Linked DNA regions of Homo sapiens: region 1 is linked to region 2. Evidence: chromatin contacts called from ENCODE Hi-C or POLR2A ChIA-PET data. All regions are on one chromosome and are shown on one strand. Each heading gives the region's core, a stretch centred on a gene start or an enhancer-like site at or near the end of the contact. The rest is flanking DNA. Distances are from core to core; before and after follow the strand shown. Region 1 holds the start of GATD1 (glutamine amidotransferase class 1 domain containing 1). Region 2 holds the start of RIC8A (RIC8 guanine nucleotide exchange factor A).

Region 1 (2,700 bases), core at 157-2,656, 570 kb before region 2:
CCCAGGCTGGAGTGCAGTGGCGCAATCTTGGTTCATTGCAACCTCTGCCCCCGCTGGGTTCACGTGATTCTCCCGCCTCAGCCTCCCAAGTAGCTTGGATGACAGGTGCTGCCACTGCTAATTTTTGTATTTTTCTTAGTAGAGACGGGGTTTCACCATCTTGGCCAGGCTGGTCTTGAACTCCTGACCTCGTGATCCACCCGCCTGGGCCTCCCAAAGTGTTGGGATAACAAGCGTGAGCCACCGCGCCCGGCGGAGGCCAGTGGTTTTCAGGGGGTGTGACCCACAGAATTCCTCACCTTGGCTGTTCCCAACCATGACGGTTCCCCTGGTTGGAGCAGAGGCTTGGTGGGACCTTCATACTGGCAGCAGGGGGCCAGGGACCTGGGCGGCCCGCTCGCCTGCTGGCTCTGTCTCAAGCGCCCTTTTGGCCTCAAAGGGTGCCTGCCTGTCTGCCAACCACTCCACGTGGTCTCACCCCCTCCAACTACAGTCTAAGGAAAAACTGCTTCAGGCCAGGCGCGGTGGCTCACGCCTGTAGTCCTCGCACTTTGGGAGGCCAAGGCAGGCAGATCGCTTTAGATCAGGAGTTCGAGACCAGCTTGGACAACACAGTGAGACCCCCTCTCTACCCAAAACACAAAAAAATTAGCTGGGCGTGGTGGAGTGTGCACCTGGGGTCCCGGTTGCTCAACAGGCTGAGGTGGGAGGATCGCTTGAACACGGTAGGCAGACGCTGTAGTGAGCCGAGATCACGCCACTGCACTCCAGAGGCCCTGTCTCAAAAAAAAAAAAAAAAAAAGAAAAACTGCTTCAATTCTCCTCACCAAAGCCAGCACGCCCGAGGTGTCCCCATCTCAGGAAGTGACACTCCGTCCTCCCAGGAGCTCAGCCCGACGCCCCACAACCCTGCAGGCCTCCCCGCGACGCCCCCGTCCTGGGCCGGCGGAGCCCACCCCGCCTCCTGGACCCCGCCGTCCCCCTCCTAGTCTCCGGGGACACCCGGAGCTTCTGACCCCGCAGCCCCCCGGTCTCCCCTGCTCCTCGGGTGTGGCCACCGGAACACCACGGGCACCTTCGCGCCCCGACACCGCCGCCTGGCTCTGCTGATGCCCGCGCCCCCACCCCAGGCCAAGAGCCCTACCCCGCGCGCGCTCAGACTGCGCATGCGGCCGGGGAGGACCCTCGCGACCCTACCTATTGGCCCCTGCCAGGCTCGGATGCCGAACCCGCCGGGGCCAAAGCAGGCGCGACCTGCGACCGCCCGGGCGCGCGGAGCGGCGGGCAGCCCAGCCGACCCGGACCGGGTACGAACGCGCAGGCGCCCAGTCCCACCCGGCTCCGCCCCCGGCCGCCAGGGCACGTGACCCGCGAACTCCCGGGCGCGCCCAGACGCCGCGCACGCGCAGACCCAGCGCCGAGCCCGAGCCATGGCGTCCGAGCGGCTCCCTAACAGGCCCGCCTGTCTGCTCGTGGCCAGCGGCGCCGCCGAAGGTGAGGCCCGGCGGCCGGGGCCAGTGTCCGAAGAGCGTCCGCGAGGGGGCTGCCCGGGGCGGGAGGTTCGGGACACGGTGGGCGCGCGTCACGTGGCGCCGGAGGCCGAGGCCGCTGGGGGCGCCGGGCAGGGGCCGGGGGAGGGCGGAGCGGGGTCGGTGTCGGGATGGAGCTCGGGGCGGGGACGGGGGCGGGGGTGGGGTCGCGGGTTGGTGGGATGGAGCTCGGGGCGGGGTCGGGGGGTCGTGATGGATCCCGGCGCCGCGTCGCTCCTCCGAGTCTCGTCTGCCCGGCGAGGCGGCCCGGGCCCGACGTTTCTAGCGGAGGGAGCCGCGTGCCTGGGCCTGGTCTCTGAGGCCGCTGCGCTGCGAGAGGGGAGCCCGGGTGTGGGGAGGGGCCATTCCGGGAGTTGACCCAGCTCTGAGGTCGGGCGGCCGCGGGGACCCTGACCTTCTGAGCCACCGGCTTCTGAGGAGACCCGGAGCCCCCTCCTGGAGAAGGCGCCCCGCGGCCCCCGTCCTGGGGCAAGGGTACCAGGGCAGTACTGGCCTGGGGCTCACGCGGGTCGGAGCGCAGCGGGGTGCGTCCCCTGGCGCTGAGCCTGCAGGGTCTCAGGGCAGCAGGGGAGGGATGAGCAGCGGAGCACGAGGGTGCCTGGCCTTGTTCTGAGCCTTTTGGAGAGGGAAGTGAGCAGCCCAAGGTCACCGCACCACGGAGAGGTGGGGGCCGGGGTTGCGACCCAGGGGTCTGCCTCTTGAAGTCTGTAGCTCCTCAAGTGTGGACGGGGAGATGGGGCTGTGGGGTTGTGGCGTCACGATGTGCTGAGCTCCAGGGGTCCTGAGTGATGCCCCCAGACTGCGGGTGGGAGGAGCCTCGAGTGGGGTTCAGTCCTGGGGGGGTGGGTTGGGGCTTGTTTCCAGAGCAGGTAGGCGTGAGGAGGTCCGGCATGTTGAGGACGTGGGGTCTTAGCGCCAGCAGGCTGGGGGCAGCACTTCAGGAGGCCGGAAGGGCGGGCAGCTGGGGGAACAGAGCCTGCGGCAGTCTACTGGGCACTTTGTTTTTCCTCGATAAGTGGACATTTTACAGTGAATATGTATTAACTTATATAAGAATGAAGAGTCTGGGCGCAGTGGCTCACGCCTGTAATCCCAGCACTTTGGGAGGCTGAGGCGGGCGGATCACGAGGTCAAGAGATCGAGACCATTC
Region 2 (2,700 bases), core at 151-2,650:
ACCCCCACTCTCCCCGCAACACTGCATCCCAGACCTGCCCCCCGCACCCCGCCGCGTCCCCTACGCTTGCTGACACAGCCTCTGCCTCACCCACGCCCTCCCTGCTACCCGCGCACGACCCTGCCCCACCCCCTCCGTGCCCGCCCCCCGGCCTCAGGCGGCCGCTTACCTCCTGGTTGTATGACCGCAGAGCTTCCATAATCACATCCTCCTCACCCGTCTCCACGGCTTCTGCAACCGCCCGGGGCTCCATGGCGCGCCGGGGAAGGCGGGACGGGCCCTTCCTCAGCCGTTCCGGGCCGCAGTTCGCCGGCCCCGCCCTGGCCCAGAAAGCCCCGCGCCAGCGCGCGGGGGAGGCCGGGACGGGGCGCGGCGTCTGGTGGCGCTTTAACGGGGCGCAGCGTCTGGTGGCGCTTTAAGGGGGCGCGGCCTGAGGCAGAACTGGCGGCTCGGAGGTTTTAAGACCCGAGTCGAGGGGCTGAGTCGCTCTGAACCGAACTGACCCCTCTCCTTGTGACCCGCGCTTCTTGGGCCAGAAGTTCCAACAGGAAACGATCTCAGCCCCCACCGTGCCCTGCCACACACACAGTGACGCCCCTCGAGCTCCACAGAACCGATGGGATGTAGAGGGGAAAGCCGAAGTGGAAAGGAATTTTCAGTCCTGGGCCATTGGGTTCGTTAGGCGTTTGCTGGGGAATGCAGGCGAACGGGATTCCCAGGTCCCTGCCTTTGTGGAGCTTATGTTCCAGAGGGGAAGGGGGACAAGGAAAAACAAAAGGACACGAGGCGGTCACAGGGCTGTGCTTCAAAAGAAGCAAAAGGCGACTGCTGGGCTGCAACGGGCTGTGAGGAAGTGCTGTTTTTGCTGACACCGGACGGTGGGAAGTGAGCCGGGAAAAGACTGGAGGAGCCACTCCAGGCAGAAGGAGCAGCACTTGCAAAGGTGGAGGGGCCGAGAGAAAGGGGAGCAACCCAGTCTGGCCTGGACTCAGTTCCCTCTTGAAAAGCAAAGATCCTGCGTGTCCGTTTCAGTGGCCGTCATGAGGATTCAGTGACGCACAGGAAGCGCGATCCACTCGCTCTTCTAACAAGTGCCCGGGAGCAAAGGCGTCTACGGCCCCCAGTCCCCGCGCCGCCTCCCAGTCTCTCTCCCGGCTTCACTTTCCTGTAGTGCGTTCTGTACGGCTGTATTCGACGCGGCGCGCACTCGCAGGCACGAGCGAGGCGCCGATCTCCACTTGACAGAGGAGGCACCCCTGCCCCCACCACACCCAGTGCTCCTCGCGGGCTTCTGCCCGAGGGGTCTGCTCCTTCCTCATGACCCGCCTGTGAATCCTTCCTAACCGTTAGGACCTAACCCACAGAAGCGTCTTTCCACCACCATCGTCTAGGCACTGAGCAAGCAAACGGCCCCGCCCCGCCCCACGTTCACAGGAACACCAAACGTCACATCCGCGGTGCTGCTGTAATCCCAGCACCTTGGGAGCCCGGCAGGCGGGGGCTGCAGTGAGCTGAGATCGCGCCACTGTCTGCGCGACAGTGCTGAAAATAAGCCACAGATATGCCCATCGCTTCCGCGCCCGGCAGTTCCCCACCCTCGGCCCTAAGCCGGAAGTCAGCGAGCCCGAAGCGGAAGGGGCTGGGCTATCTAGGGGCGTGGTCGGTGCGGAGGCGGGGCCATCGCTAGCTGGGGGCGGGGCCGGAAGCTCTTTCCCCGCGACTGCGCCACGTCTGAGGCGGCTGTGGCCGCGTCGGTGTCCGCGTCGAGGAGCCGGGGCAGGGCACGATGGCGGACTGGGCTCGGGGTGAGCGCGGGAGAGCGGAGCCGTTGGGGGCAGGGCCGGGCCGAAACCGACGCCGCTGCCTGTAGAGCCGCGTGCGCCTGCCTCTGGCCCAGCTGGGGTGACCTCGGCCGAGAGGACCCTGTCAGGGGGGCGGATTCGGATCCTTCCGGGTCCGAGCAGGGCCGGGTTTCGGCCGGCACTGCCGTTAGGACCGAAGGCGCGCGTGGCGGCCCAGCAGCTCCAGCGAGGGGTCGCGCAGCAGCGGGGTCTCCCCACTCCCCGCCGCCCCCTGTGAGATCGTTCTGCATGGGTTCGGGGTGAGCGGGAGTCGGCATTCGACAGGTCCCGAGGCCAGGCCCTAGGAGTAGAGGCTGTGCTCCGCTGGTGTCCAAGCAGGACTCTTACTTTGGCCTCGGTGGCCCCATTTCCCCTCCTGGAGCCCGTGTTCTTGTCTGCAAAGTGGGATATTGATGCCTGTCTCTGTGAGGTGTTATGATGATTAAAGGAATTTATAAATATGAAGTGGCTGGAAGGACGCTGGCATCCCTTCCTGACACTGAAGCTAGGGAGGAGGTGGTTCTCACGCACCTGATGTGACAGAACTTCCTTATCCCCTGGCCCAGCCTGTCACAGGCCAGGCCTCTGCGAGCACTCTGCCCTGGGTGTTGCAGGAAGCCCCATGCGGGATGCAGACCAAGGATCCCGCTCCTGGTCGACCTCAGCTCCCGTCTCGGGGAAATTGGGAACTTTGCTCAGCCATTTTCTGTGCGGTAAAGGGCCTTCCCAATGTTCTGTCCTGGTTCCTTGCCACCTCTTCAGGACCTAGCTCAAAGGTCGTCTCTGCAGGAGCCTTTCTGCTGCCTTGCTGGGTACTTTTCCCAAGTCTTTTCTATGCTCTTAGCAGAGTTTACTCTTT

What was found. Hi-C counts contacts between places; a loop is a spot of excess contacts on that map. ChIA-PET counts read pairs that join two places held with the same protein, here RNA polymerase II (POLR2A). Pooled maps may share reads with other maps.
Region 1: a loop to region 2 is called in a pooled map, with 17 times the contacts of the local background. The contact joins the promoter of GATD1 here to the promoter of RIC8A in region 2. A Hi-C loop is called at or near these places in 1 of 168 maps with a recorded cell type or tissue (GM11168) and 7 of 50 pooled maps. POLR2A ChIA-PET finds 5 or more read pairs at or near these places in 2 of 52 experiments (BJ and PC-9).

What each region holds. Positions count from the first base shown.
Region 1 is chr11:776,193-778,892 of GRCh38, reverse strand. It overlaps GATD1 (glutamine amidotransferase class 1 domain containing 1), which reads left to right and starts at 1,406. Exons shown (of 8, transcript NM_182612.4): 1 at 1,406-1,494. The coding sequence starts at 1,431. LOC124900301 reads right to left here and starts at 1,315. Exons shown (of 2, transcript XM_047427954.1): 1 at 1,198-1,315; 2 at 1-776. It overlaps GATD1-DT (GATD1 divergent transcript), which reads right to left and starts at 1,315. Exons shown (of 2, transcript NR_126343.1): 1 at 1,198-1,315. RefSeq lists silencers at 906-1,005, 1,056-1,765, 1,776-1,985.
Region 2 is chr11:206,408-209,107 of GRCh38, reverse strand. It overlaps RIC8A (RIC8 guanine nucleotide exchange factor A), which reads right to left and starts at 1,400. Exons shown (of 10, transcript NM_001286134.2): 1 at 170-1,400. The coding sequence starts at 253. It overlaps BET1L (Bet1 golgi vesicular membrane trafficking protein like), which reads left to right and starts at 1,709. Exons shown (of 4, transcript NM_001098787.2): 1 at 1,709-1,805. The coding sequence starts at 1,787. RefSeq lists enhancers at 1-119, 194-813, 789-958, 814-1,435, 1,982-2,483 and silencers at 18-127, 198-487, 488-686, 1,748-1,867, 1,978-2,037.